Regions from separate parts of the Homo sapiens genome. Here region 1 is linked to region 2. Evidence: read pairs that join two places in POLR2A ChIA-PET (ENCODE). Cell type or tissue: MCF 10A. All regions are shown on one strand. Links, peaks and the distances in the headings refer to the core of each region. The heading gives the core; the rest is flanking DNA. Region 1 overlaps UBE2L5 (ubiquitin conjugating enzyme E2 L5). Region 2 has its middle 9.5 kb from the start of LINC00384.

Region 1 (7,150 bases), core at 1,886-6,885, 290 kb before region 2:
CGCCTGTAATCCCAGCTACTCAGGAGGCTGAGGCAAGAGAATCACTTGAACTTGGGAGGAGGAGGTTGCAGTGAGCCAAGATCGTGCCAGTGCACTCCAGCCTGGGTGACAGAGCGAGACTCAGTCTTGAAAAACAAACAAACAAACAACAACAACAACCAAAAAAAACCCAAAAAACACAACCAAGCCAAGTCTATCTGATCATGTGAGTCTGTGTGACTCCATTACAGTTGGATTGGCCTCTTGGGGGTGATGGCCTCAAATACTTCTCAAATACAGAGAAAACAAGTTGATTCTAAAATGATGGAAAAGAAGGGGCCCCCACAAGCATCTCTCCTTCACCTCACCTTTTCTGCTTTGCTGTTGTGGATATCCAAAAATATATGGGTGTTCAGGTATATTACCTCACTTTAGGATTAAAAAGTCCATTGTTTTACTTTTGTTTTCTGAGTTTTTTGTTGGTGGTGGTGGTGGTGGTGGTGTTGGTGGTGGTGGTGGTGGTTTTTGGTTTTGTTTTTTTCCAGAGACAAGGTCTTTCTCTTTTGCCTAGGCTGGAGTGCAGTGGTGCCATCATAGTTCAATGCAGCCTCAAATTCCTGGGCTCCAGTGATGCTCCTGCCTTAGCCTCCTGAGTAGCTGGGACTATAGGCATGCACCACTATGCCTCACTAACTTTTTTTTTAGTTTTTTTAGAGATGGGGTTTTGCTATCTTGTCCAGGCTGGTCTTGAACTCCTGGCCTCAAGTGGTCCTCCCACCTCAGCCTCCCAAAGTGCTGGGATTACAGGTGTAAGCCACTGCACCTGGCCACCAAGTATATTTTTAAATGAGGTTTATGAAATAGGTCACGGAATACTTTCTCATATCTAAACATAGACTTTTTAGTGATAATTGGTTATTGATGAGTTCAAGAAACCACTTGTCTCTGATTCTCATGTTCTAAATAGGTGGTCCAGTTGTGCAAATTAGCCTGAAACTACATATGCACAGCCTAAAATGGGGTAAGGGTTGGAGGCTCCTCAAAGGCAGGGTGTAGGTCCCCTTTACAGTTGTATCTCCAGACCCAAGTGCAGCTTTTGGTCATTGGACGTGTTCAATAAAGTTTGTTGGACAACTTAATGAAAGAGTAAACAAATTAAATTTCTGGTTCTCCAAGCTTTTCTTTTTTGTTTTTTTTTTTTTTTTTTTTTTTTTTTGAGACAGAGTCTTGCTCTGTCGCCCAGGCTGGAGTGCAGTGGCGCGATCTCGGTTCACTGCAACCTCTGCCTCCCCAGTTCAAGTAATTCTCCTGCCTCAGCCTCCTGAGTAGCTGGGACTACAGGTGCCTACCACCGAGTCCAGCTAATTATTGTATTTTTAGTAGAGACGGGGTTTCACCATCTTGGCCAGGCTGGTCTTGAACTACTGACCTCGTGATCCACCCGCCTCAGACTTCCAAAGTGCTGGGATTACAGGCATGAGCCACCGCACCTGGCCCCTCCAAGCTTTTCATGGTAATAGAAGAGTATCTTAATACAGAAACAGGCATTTGTGTTTTCTTTTTTCTTCTTTTTTTTTCTTTTTTGAGATAAGGTCTTGCTCTGTCATCCAGGCTGGGATATAGTGGCATAATCATAGTTTGCTGCAGTCTCAACCTCCCAGGCTCAAGTGATCTTCTCACTTCAGCCTCTCAAGCAGCTGGGATCACAGGCATGTGCCACCATAGTTGGCAAACTTTTTTTTGTATTTTTTGTAGAGATGAGGGTCTCACTATGTTGCCCAGGCTGGTCTTAAACTCCTATGCTTAAGTGATCCATCCACCTTGGCTTCTCAACGTGCTGGGATTACAGACATTTGTGTTTTATGAAGTTGTGTCTCTCAAACTTGATGGTCTAGTGGCTACTTTGGTGAGTCCGAAAAATCAACCAAACAAAAAAACAGAAAACAAAAAACCCTTTTAAATTTTTCTAACCTTTTCTAATAGTCACTGCATAGCATCTTCCCATGTGTAAAGGCATATCCTTTGAACTTTAGAGGGTGACGTGGGCATGAGTCTCTGTACCTCATGGATTCCTCAGAATTCTATGTGATTCTGAAATGTTGACCTATTTCTCTTGCTAGTGAGCAAGAGAAATACTGAGGCCAGTAAACTAGCTGTCTTAGCGCCTCACCTCTTCTGGACATATCGCTGGTAAAGCCCATTTCCAAGTGTCTTGCACTAGTGGAGATGTGTGTTGTATGGTGTCCTCATCAAGAAAAAACACATGTTTGCTTGCTGAAATTTTGGACAATTTCCTTCTAACAAAGGCCCTTGCCTGCCTGTCTTTAAAATCCCAGCCTGGGGTAGGCACGGTGGCTCACATCTGTAATCCTAGTGCTTTGGGAGGCTGAGGCGGGATGATCACTTGAGGCCGAAGTTCGAGACCAGCCTGGACAATATAGTGAGACCCTGTCTCTACAAAAAATGTTTAAAAGAAATTAGCCAGCATGGTGGCACATGCCTGTAGTCCCAGCTACTCTGGAGGCTGAGGCAGAAGGATCATTTGAACCCAGGAGCTCAAGGTTACAGTGAGCTATGATCATGCCACTGCACTGCACTCCAGCCTGGGCAACAGAGACCCTGCCTGTAAAATAAATAAATAAATAATAAAAAAAATTAGAATCCCAGCCTGACTTATGACTAAATTTGTTCACTAAGTGGTGAGAGATGCTAACATTAAGTGCTGGTATATATGCTGCATCAGAGATGGCCCTTCCAACAACCATGTGTTGTGAAACTATTTTATGCATGTGGTCCACTAGTAGGAAAAGGCATTCTAGTCAGTACTGTCAAGAGTTCAGGCAGAGGCATGACATATGTATATTTTAAAGAAGGAGCAACAGTTGGGAATGGACAAAAGACACAGCCAGGGCACCCTCAGAAGCCTGTAATTATACTAGTAACCAAACCTTCCCATAGGAGAGCTCATTTTCAGAGAGGTGAAACTGCATCTGAAGACATGTTTCTGAGACATGAATACTGAGATTGCTTTACCTAGGCATTGGCAATAAAACATCTTTATGTTGATCACATCTTTCCCAGAGACATCAGAAAAGAACATGACTCACCTCATTGGTCTAAAAAGGACACTCTGCTTCCCTTCTTAAAACCTTCCATGGTGTTGTTCCACTTTTGGTTTTGAATTATAGAAAGATGAATATTTTTGTCCCTGAGCCAGGAAGGCTGTGTGCCACGTGTCTTTTACACAGCAGCTACATTTCACAAAAAAGTGTTTTTTACCTGATTTTTCCTGTGGCATTTTAGAAATTTGCACTGGACTTTCTAACATTCATTTCTTCTGTCCCCAAGGCACCATCGTGAGTCAGTGGGAGGAAAAACATTAACTTCACTTAAGCCTGGAGAAAGGTTGAGTGGCATGTCCAGAATCACACAGTGACTCAGAATACCTGCCTGGGCAGTTTCTTCATCTGTTAGAAGGTTCACTTTTCAAACAGCAGGAGATATTTATTCATTTTGGAAGTCTCTTCTGTTGTGTTTCTAAATGGTCAACCTCTAGATTAAGGGAGGAAATCACCCAGTTTTCACTAGCTACCACAAGCCAACACAGTGAACATAAAAGCTTGTAGAAAGATTATTCCCTCAGGATAAATCAATAGTTGGTTATCATCATGCTTGAGAAGTGTTTTTGGAAGTGAGCTCAAGCTTTGGAAATTGATTTCATAGAGCAGGTCGGTGTCCTCATGACCACCTGCACCCCAACAGTGTCCCTGCAAGACAAACACCCTGGAGGAGCAAGACCAACATCATTGCCCACCTGACATTTAAAAATTTTCTCATATTTGGGTGAAAGCTGACTTTTCAAATATCTGGTTCACCACTTTTTCAGTCTTTTCTTAGATGCTTGCATTGTAGAAAAATGTTAGGTAGAGAATTAAGGCAATTTAACAATCACTTTCCACACTCCAGAAGTTTAGGATACCACCTTTAGGCCAGCTCATGTTTTTAATCAACTCATGATAACTATTGGTTCTAAATGAAAAGTTTCCCTTTTTATTGTTTAGCTGTGGTTGAAATTTGCATTTTCTCTGAATCAATAAAATAATCTTAGAAGTTGGTTGGCATCCTCTCAGATTTTCCTGCTCCTGTTGGGGCACAAAAATTCTCTTTGGTTCTACTTTACCCTTTGCATGTTAAGCAATCCTAGTTCCCTTACCTCTCCTGATCCTTTCCCCTCTCCTTCCAGCTGATGGCTCCTCTCTCATCCTGCTGGGAGGTTCCTGACTACGTTCTCTGGGGTAGTTCAGAAATCTACCCTCACCAGCAGCCCTCACTCTCCAAAACAAAAACCAGACAACTCTTGGTTTGGTACTTTATTATGCTAAAAATAAAATAAAGAAAAAAAGAAGCACAAAATGACTCATACACATTCCCTCAGACTAACAGGGGGAGTGACTCACCTTCCCTCCTCAGCATGTATCACTCACGTCTTATGGGTTAGGACATGGAATCATGTGTAGGTTTCTCTGCCACTTTCTAGAGCCAGTTAAATTCTAAGATCCTCAAAAGTTTAGTAGTCATAAACTGATTATTAAATGCTTAGGCATCAAATATGGTAATGAAACGAAAATAGGTCTTCCATGAAGACACTGGCTACAACAATGACCAGAGAAGAAAATCCCTGGAATCTTAACATGGTGATTTCTCGTTGCTCACCAAGATGTGTGGGTTTCCCTTCACTGATGATACTCAGGCGAGCTACTCCTACTGCCCATGACAAAGAGAACTCAAGAAGGCAAACTTTCTTTACAAGTTAAAGGTAAAATAAGCTAGATTTATCTTTTTGACAAGTTTAAAATATATACTTAGAATATAATTTATAAAATGCTTAATCTGCTGACTCCAGAGCCTGCAGTGCAGGGTGGGGTGGGGGTGGGCAGCTGCCCACTACACCAGCAGAGCAAGAGTGCAGAGGTGCGGCTCTGCCTCCCACCCCCTTCTGTTCAGACACCCAAGGGGCCCCATGCACCCCTGAAATCACACAACTAGTTTCTACAGATTTTAGATACAAGAAATTATAGACACTGGCTTCAGTTATTCAAAAGCAAGAGCTTGGGCTTTTTGATCCTTTAATTAAAGTTCTTGTTCCAAAAAACATGTGCAAACACAACCTTTAACAGCTCAATTTCTAAAAATTATTTCATAAAAGGAGGAGAGTGAACAATCCTCTATGTATATGTTCTACAGGACAAATCTTATCACCAATTACTAAAGCAGGGAAGTGCAGCTTGTCAAAAAGTCCTTACTGGAGAGGCGGTGGGGGATGGGGGATGGAGAATATGAAAATGTCATTAAGGATGAGAGCCTAGACACTATAAAAGATGCAGCACCTCAGAGCAGCCCAGCCAAAATGAGAGGTGGCAAAGCTACTCTTTTGTCTGTGAAATTTGCATGCGTTTCATTTCCTTTACCAATGCCACCTGAGTCCAAGCCACCTCACCTTCTGTTGTCTCCATTTCAGCCTAAAGACACCCCAATTATGGTGTGAATTCCAGGTATTTCAATCAATTTTTTTTTGTGGGGGGGGGACAGAGTTTTGCTCTTGTTGCCCAGGCTGGAGTGCAATGGCGCAATCTGGGCTCACTGCAGCCTCTGCCTCCAGGGTCCAAACGATTATCCTGCCTCAGCCTCCTGAGTAGCTGGGATTACAGGAGTCTGCCACCACGCCCGGCTACTTTTATTTGTTTATTTATTTTATTTTTAATAGAGATGGGGTTTCACCACGTTGGCCAGGCTGGTCTCGAACTCCTGACCTCAGGTGATCCACCCACCTCAGCTTCCCAAAGTGATAGCATTACAGGTGTGAGCCACCAAACCCGGCTCGCAGGTATTTCAATCTAAATGTCAGTTCAACGGGAAACATCAATTAAAACAAAAATGGATTTCCTACGACTCATCGAATTCCTGTGGCCACTCTCATCCCATCTCCTATCTACATCCACCAAAAAAAAAAAAAAAAAAGCAAGGAATATAGCATACAATCTCTTTTCTTTTATGTTCTCTAAGTAAACCCTGGGTTCTGGTAGGACACTGTGTCAACATCCTGATGTCTGAACTCTTATCCCGTTAGGGTAGCCAGATTTTATGTTTTTAAAACAACAACTAGTCCAGTGTATAGTTCCGTCTATTAATGGCCACTTTTTTTTTTTTTAAGAACATCTTAAATTTTTAATCCTTTCTTTACAGGTTACCTAGACCACTTTTAATTAAGAAAACTGTAGAAAGTTAGTAACTGCTGCAAGCGAACGCCAGACGGTGGCACGTATCAATTTCCACAGAGTCCTGCTTTGCGGGGTGTCTGAATGTACTGCACGGGGTCTCTGCTCACACTTGCTGGAACCAATCGTGGCACATTTTAGTCCACAGGTCGCTTTTCCCCATATTTCTTTGTAAACTCTTCAGCATTCTTACAGAATTTTTTACGGTCGTTAGAGTATTCTTCAGCTAGGTCAGCCCGAAGCGGGTGCTCGGGCTGCGGGTCATTCACCAGTGCTATGAGGGACTGGATTACTTGGTCGGTTTTGGTTGCTGGCTTCCAGTTTTCAGCACTAATTACTGGCAGACAGACCTGCCCCTTTTCGTCGATGTTCGGGTGATAGATCTTTGTTTTAAATGTGATCCTCGGTGGTTTGAATGGGTACTCTGCTGGAAAGTTGATTTCGATTCTGAAGGCCCCCTTATTATACGGAGGGTTGTCAGGAACAATAAGCCCTTGCCAAGTCAATAAATTAGCTTCATCAACCTGGATGTTACGGAAGTTTTCCATTCCACATTTGCGGATTTCTTCAAGCTCCTTCATCAGCCTCCTGCTGGCCGCCATCTTGGATTTGGTGCTGCTTCTTTCCCAGAATGCATCGTGGTAACGGCCACTTTTAATGGTTGTGTATGTATACACTCAAATAACGTTCTGATGTGGCAGTTTGAACTTACGCTGAGCAAAGCAACTTGCCCACTGGTTGGTTAGAGTGATCATCCACAATCCTATACATTATAATTTTTTTTTTTTTTAGCCAGAGTCTCTCTCTGTTGCCCAGGCTGGAGTGCAGTGGCACCATCTCTGCTCATTGCAACCTCAGCCTCCCGGGTTCAAGCCATCCTCTCGCCTCGGCCTCCC
Region 2 (7,150 bases), core at 1,132-6,131:
GAGGCTCCTGATGGGGGCTGCACACTGAAATCATGTAGGGGGGATTTTAAAAAGACCCATGTTCAGCTACGCCCCAGACTGATGACAGCAGAATTTCTGGGGTGGGACTCAGGTATCTGTACTTTTCTAAAGCTTCCTAGGTGATGCCAATGTGAGGCCCGGGTTGAGAACCACTGAGCTAGAGGGTCGCATCTAGCTCCTTGACCTTCTCCACCGTGAGGCAGGGGCAGGTGGTAAGAGCAGCCCATCTGCCTGTCACCCTGCCGAGCCTTCCGTGTATTTCCTGCTCAGCTGGCATCAGCCAAGTGGACACTTCTTTCTGGGGTCTTTCATTTCTTAGCCCTGTTTCCTCTCCTCTGGTGTTGGGGTGAAATGAGAGATTCTGGAAACTTTGGTGAGATCATTTTGAGTGTCTCTTCTATATAGAAAGACCTATACCAACTGTAAAAACAAATTTTTTTTTGAGACAAGGTCTTGCTCTGTTACCCAGGCTGGAGTGCAGTGGCATGATCATAGCTCACTGCAACCTCAACCTTCCGGGCTCAAGTGATCCCTCCATCTCAGCCTCCTGAGTAAGTGGGACAGTGGGACTACAGGCTTGTGCCACCATGCCCAGCTTTTTTTTTTTTTTTTTTTTTTTTTTTTTTTTTTTTTTTTTTTAGACACGGGGTCTTGCTGTGTTGCAAAGCAGCTCTTGAACTCCTAGGCTCAAGTGATCTTCCTGTCTTGGCCTCCCAAAGTGTTGGGGTTGCAGGCATGAGCCACCATGCCCAGCCTAAAAACAGACTTCTACTGCAAATAAATTGGTACAGCAGCCTTTCCTGAGCCTTAAAGCATTCCAGTTCCCAGAGGGTAGGGGTTCAGCATGATATGAGACACAGTGAGGCCCAGGTGTGGGTGAGTGTCTGTTTCATTCCTTACTTGGTGATAAACACAGTTGAAAGCTTGATGGTTTCTGTTCATATCAAAATGTCCTCGGGTCAAAACAAGAGTAAAGCGAGTGTGTCGGAATGTCCCTGGTAACAAAATGACTGTGTCAAATTGACGAGAATCCTCTTGAGAGAGGCCTAGGGGACAACTGGAGGCCTGAGTCGGAAACAGCCTCTGCCAGGGGGCCGCTCAAATCCATATCCTTCTGCTGCTGCATAGACCAAGCTTGTTCCCTGCGATCTACCTGTTCTCGCTTGAGTCTATAGCCACATTGAGATAAATTGCACAATGGATGCTGATCGGGGGGATGTTTTGAGAGCTGGGTCCATGCCAACAACTCCAGAGTAAACTGAAGGCAGCCAGCTGGGTGGGCACAAGCCTTCGTAAACCAGATCAGCTGTGGCTGCAACAGAGTCTCTAGGGGTCATGAGCAGCCTCATTCATACCAAGGAAAACCTCGGGCCACATCTGGGCAGAGGTTCTCCCCAGACCCCCCACGGCCCCCGTAATGACAAATACTTTTTGTCATTTGTAACTTTCCTTTATTTTCCTGAAATAGATTTTTAAAAAATCCTTATATTACTCTAACATTAATATAAATAGAAACTATAAGGAAAGGAATTGATAATAATACATTCCACTTAAAAAAATATAAAGGCTCAGGCATGTCTAACCAGACAACCTAACAAGGAGCTCAGAAGCTTGGACATACGTGTAAAGTCACTATGAATGGGACCACAAATGCAGACTGAACTTTTCCAATCACAAGTCGGATGCCATGAGCGGAGCCGCTGTTGACATGTATTTCTGAAATTGTGAACAGCTCTTGGGAGGGTTCTGAAATAAACTTGGTAGTTGCACTTCTGAAAATTTCAGTTTATATTTAAACAGTTCAAAAATGCTTCGTGTTTTTATGTAAAATGCAGTTTGTTTCTAAGCTTAGATGATTGTAAACATCAATATCCCAAGGACTCGAGAAAACTCTTCATTGTGTGGGTGGTCCCTCACGTTTCAGGACGTCTAGTGTCCCTGGTGACATTCCTGCATTATGGCTTCTAGAAATGTCTCCTTCCCCAAATGGTAGTTCTGTCCCCGCTGGGAATCAACTTACATGGATGGTGAGTCTTTGCTTCCTAAACCTCAGTCTGGCGAAGAGCTTGGTGCTCGACCTTCATTTCACCTTCTTTTCTTCTTCCTCTTCTTCCTTTTCTCAGAGGGCACCAGCAGCTCTCTGGCTTTCTTGGGGGTGGTCAGCTCTTCACTCATGGTGGTCTCCTCACTTCCCTTCCCTGCTGCAGTGGAGAAGGCTACTTTCTCTTCCAATGACCACTGATTTTTATTTGATTACCAGAAGACAGCAGATCTTGTCTTGAAAATCTTGGACCAGTTCCCCAATGCTGTGCTAGACAACTTGTGAGTGGCACTCCCAGATGTCACAACCAACAATCTCCTGAACACCTTCTCCTTCCAACTCAGCAATTACTGTTAGTTCTACTATCCTTAGGTCTAGCAGTGTAGAAGTGTTCTTCCCCTAATTTCTCTGAAATAGACTAAATAGTGGACATGAAATTTCTGCGTGTATAAGAATGACCTAGAAAGTGTGCATGAATTTCAGATTCTCAGGGCTTGCCCCCAGAGATGTGAATCCAGTGAGTGTGGGAGCCTGCATTTTTAACAAGCAGCTCCAGCCTGCACTTTTTGAGACACTGTCTGGTTCTGCAGATGGGTGTGGAGGTGATAAGGTCTTCATCAAAATAGACTGGGAGGGGTCCACCCCGGTAATTAGGGACTCCAAAGTGGATATCCACTTAGGGTCTTGCACCTTGTCTGGGACACTAATACACATGTATATGGCACGGGGGGTGGTGGAGGTCTGTGGCACAGACTTCTATGCATTCTCCCCTCCTTTTAGAACTTACCTCAGTTTTTTGCTGGGCACAAGACAGTCTGCCTGTATTAAAGACTACATTGTCCAGACTCCCTTTCAGCTAGGCATGGCCATGTGACAGAATTGTGGCCAATGGAATGTAAGCAGAAGTGGTGGCTACAACTTCCAGGAAGTGGAAGTTTAAGAAGAGGGGCTGTGCCCTTTTATTTCCTTTCTCTTTCCTACTTGCAGGAATAGGGTGTAGATACCCTAGGAGACCTCAGGAACAGAAGACACAGAAGATCTGCTGGATGGAAGCAGCCTGGGTCCCTGGCTCTGCAGTCTCCATAACTGCCTGGGATGTACTGACCAACTCCAGCCTTTGAGGGAATATTAGAGAGACAAAGACTTCCATCTTGTTTAAGCCACTGCTATTTTGTTTTGATTTTTTCAGTGACTCATAGTTGAAGCCAAAGTTTCCTAATACTTTGTCTCAGCTGAAAATGAACCAGCGCTCGGCTTAGGATTTAGCTGTCAGGAGAGCTGCCCAAAGGGTCTGAAGTTCCTTCTGGGCAATTGCTTCCCTTAAAGGAAGAACGCGGTCTCTCCCCACCCTGCACCCCATAGGAAGAGTGTCTGTGGCCATCAGTTCCCTGGCCACATTTCTTCTCTGTCCCTGCCTTTCCCACAGTTCACACACCCTAAGATTGAGTCTGGGGTCAGGTGGCTGGGGGTGATGGTGGAGGTCTAGATAAGCAAACCAGGCAGAAGAAAGGGGAGGGGTGTCAGGTGCTTCTGGCATTGGCTCAGGATCTGAAGACTTTGATGCATCAGCGGGGCCCAAGCTTCCGGTGAAAATGGGGTGCCCTTCCCAGATCCAAGGAGGGCCCCAGTGCCCCTGACACTCCCTTGGAGTAGCCTCAGGACAGCAGCCACTGCTTGCCAGGAGCTCACAGCCTCAGGAACACCAGCAACAGCAGGAGCACAGGAGTGGGAGGAGTCCCAGTGGGCAGCTTGGGGTGCTCCTGAGGGCACCTCACACATCCTTAGAGACCCTGAGAAGTAAGCCAGGGAGGCCATTCCAGGCCCTGCAAAACATCAGATGGAGCCGGGGCAGGAGGGACACCCAATCTCAGGGACGTGGCTTGGGGAATGCAGGCCCCTTGAGAAGCCTTGCTGGGTCTGTGTACAAGCTGGTCTGCCAGGCCACATGTGGACACCCCCCTGTGGAGGACGCGCCCCGCCAAGCTCTGCTCCAGCCACCTTCCCCCGCCCACTGCACACTTCCCCGGCCGCTGTCTGGTCTGAAGGACGTGTCTGTTTATAAGAGGCTCTGCTTGCCCTGGAGGTTCAGAGCATGCTTTTCCTTTTCCCTCTGCATGTGCGCACACCTCCGGCAGAAGCAGAGAAAAGGGCTTAATGACTCATGGAGACACATGCTTGGCAGCTTCTTCTGTTTCTTTTCATGTGCCAAACAAGACACCCATGGAAATGGCCCTGTGGTTTTTGAATGGAGGCCCTATAAAATCACAACATCTGATATTCCTGATCTAGGGACTTGCAGGAATCCTGAAGCTGAATTCCAGAGCAAGGTTTCAAAGAAAGCCTGCAGGAAGAGGCAGCTGTGACGGGGCTTGGCAAGCAGGCTGGACTGGTAGCACTTTTGTGGCTCCCTGTCAAGGGCGGTGGGGTTGGATGATGCCCTCTGGGACAGAGTTGAGGGTTGGAGCATTCTCTGAATATTTCAGGAAATCACCGACTGTGACCTCACGGCTCTTTGGCTGTGTGTTTTCATTAAGCTTAACCTGTGTCTGGACTGATGGAGAAACTTGTGGATTCCCCAGCAGAATACTCAGCTGGGGTTTTAGACCACAGGAAGCTATTTTCATGGTTAGAAAAAAAGGATCTGGGGCTGGGTGTTGGTGGCTCATGCTTGTAATCTCAGTACTTTGGGAGGCTGAGGCAGGAGGATCACTTGAAGCTGGAAGTTCAAGACCAGCCTGGGCAACATAGTGAGACCCTGTCTCTACAAAAAATTTTTAAAGATTAGCTGGGCGTGGTAGTGTGCACCTGCAGTCCTAGCTACTTGAGAGACTAAGGCAGGAGGACTGCTTGAGCCCAGGAGGTTGAGGCTGCTGTGAGCTATAATTGAGCCATGGCACTCCAGCCTGGGTGACAGAGCAACACCCTGTCTCTAAAAAAGAAAAAAAAATGCATAGCTGGTACCATCCTCCTGAGCCTTTCCTATCATATGTAGAGATCTCCTGGCAGCCCCTCGTGAGAGCTGTTCTTTCCTCTCAGAACTGTCTTTTCTGGACTAAAATGTCCAGGAGCTGCTTCCAGGTTGCCTGGGATACCAAATGGCTTAATAACCCTGATGAGGCTGAGAGAGTATAAAACGATGATCAAAAGGAGCATCTGCCCTCGAGATGTCCTCTGAGCTTGGCAGAAGATTTCATGTTTGAGCAAGTGAATCATCTGACCTGCGAGCCACCCTCTAAAAGCCAGGGTGTGAAAGAAATCAGGCCAGGTCAGAGAAATCAGGCTGCGGGCAAATGGGGATGCTAATAAAAATAGGAAACGTGACATTCCACTGTACCTGTGCTCTTATTCATAAATCCGAGTGCCTCCAGAACTGTGAGATGTTCAGGTGTTTGGAACACATGGAGCCCCCCCTTTCCGTTCCCCCCACACATGTCCGGTAATTTATCTACACATCTGACTATGCAGACCAAAGGAAAAGACCATCTCGGTCTAGCAATGACAAGGTGCAGAACACCTTACTCAGGCAAAACACCTTCCCTCTCTGGTTCTCAGTCTCTTCAGGTGAAAATGAGGGGGTCTGACTGGCTGTTCTGTGGGTTTCCTTTCAGTTCTCAATGCTTTATGACTCCAAGATTTTTTTCAGATCAATTTCTTGAGACAATCAAATATTGACTAAGGCAGGCGCAATGATAAGCACTGGAGATACACGGTGAATACGACGGTATCCCAGCTTCAGAGCCCAGTGGGTAACACAGGTGCAGAAGTCAATTCTTAGAACCCAGTGAGGTGAAGGAGACCAGAGTGACAGGCAAGTTGCTTATGGGCGCACAGAAGAGGGTGTTCTGCTGAGTGTTCAGGGCAGGACGTGGGTGCTGCGTCTGGAGGGTGGGTAGCAGGCCTCCTGCAGGTGGTCACGAGCTCCGACAGGGGATGGGAAGTGGGGGTCTGCACATTGTTCATTACGAAAGAGGAACGAGGACATTCCAGGACCTGAGGCTGAGTGGTGAGGGACCTTGTGGCACGATCAGATTTGTATTCTCAGGTCATCATGTGGGCAGCGTGGAGGCTGTTTTTTTTTTTTTTTTTTTTTTTTTTTTTTTTTTAAGACGGAGTCTCGCTCTGTTGCCCAGGCTGGAGTGCAGTGGCGCCATCTTGGCTCACTGCAAGCTCCGCCTCCCGGGTTCACGCCATTCTCCTGCCTCAGCCTCCCGAGTAGCTGGGACTACAGGCGGCCGCCACCACACCTGGCAAATTTTTTGTATTTTTAGTAGAGACAGGGTTTCACTGTGTTAGCCAGGATGATCTCGATCTCCTGACCTCGTGATCCGCCTGCCTCGGCCTCCCAAAGTCCTGGGATTACAGGTGTGAACCACCACGCCCGGCCGAGGCTGTTTTGGAGGAAGCAAGACTGAGAGCTTGGAGACCAGATAGCAGATTGTTACTGTAATCCGTGTGGAAGCAAGTAATAGCCTGTGCTAAGGAGGTGACGTAGAAGGAGGTGCGGGAGGAGGATGCAGCTGTGGGAGGAGGTGGGGTCTACAGGGCTTGGGTGGTTGATGGGATCTGGTGAGCGGGTGAAGCGCAGGAGTCAGGATGAGGCCTGGAGTTTAGACGACCAGCTGGACAGCGTAGCCATTGGCCTGGAGAAGGAAGAGAGAGGAAGAGCAGATTCCGGTATTGGGGTGGGTAGCTTACCTGTGCATTTGGGATCTGCTGTGATGAGGGTGACTGGAGGGCGCCCGGGTAAATGGATGTGTCCAACAGAGAGCTCAGGACATGCGCCTGTGCATTGGGAGACCGATGGGACCAAGACACAGACTTGGGGGTTGGCAGCACACAGTAGGCTGCATAGAGATGAAACTGCCTGAGGAAAGTGTGTGGAGGGAGAGGAAGGCACCCCCAGGCTGGGTCCTGGGGGTGTCAAGGTTTGGAGATAAACACTGGAGGTGACAGATACCCTAAACACCCCGACATGATCATCACACAGTCTAGGCATCCATCAAAACAGCACACGTACCCCATAAATACATGCACTTATTGTGTATCAATAAAAAAGATTCGCAGAGCAGAATGAGTAAGGATAGTTAA

The links. Peaks named below come from ENCODE experiments on the same cell type or tissue, not always from the same donor. Only the 100,000 strongest peaks of a DNase experiment are listed, where the experiment ranks them.
Region 1: POLR2A ChIA-PET joins it to region 2 with 6 read pairs; 7 of 35 experiments call an interaction of 5 or more read pairs at or near these places.

The regions. Positions count from the first base shown.
Region 1 is chr13:30,427,697-30,434,846 of GRCh38, reverse strand. It overlaps UBE2L5 (ubiquitin conjugating enzyme E2 L5), which reads right to left. Exons shown (of 4, transcript NM_001355247.2): 4 at 5,089-7,150. The coding sequence starts at 6,856. The coding sequence ends at 6,392. Among named protein-coding and RNA genes, the nearest start is that of UBE2L5, 8.8 kb to the right of the region's middle. In MCF 10A, for the core only: no CTCF peak of the experiment used is centred there; DNase peaks (open chromatin) are centred at 3,376 and 4,436.
Region 2 is chr13:30,140,001-30,147,150 of GRCh38, reverse strand. No RefSeq gene overlaps it. Among named protein-coding and RNA genes, the nearest start is that of LINC00384, 9.5 kb to the left of the region's middle. RefSeq lists an enhancer at 697-1,126. In MCF 10A, for the core only: no CTCF peak of the experiment used is centred there; DNase peaks (open chromatin) are centred at 3,300, 4,200 and 4,560.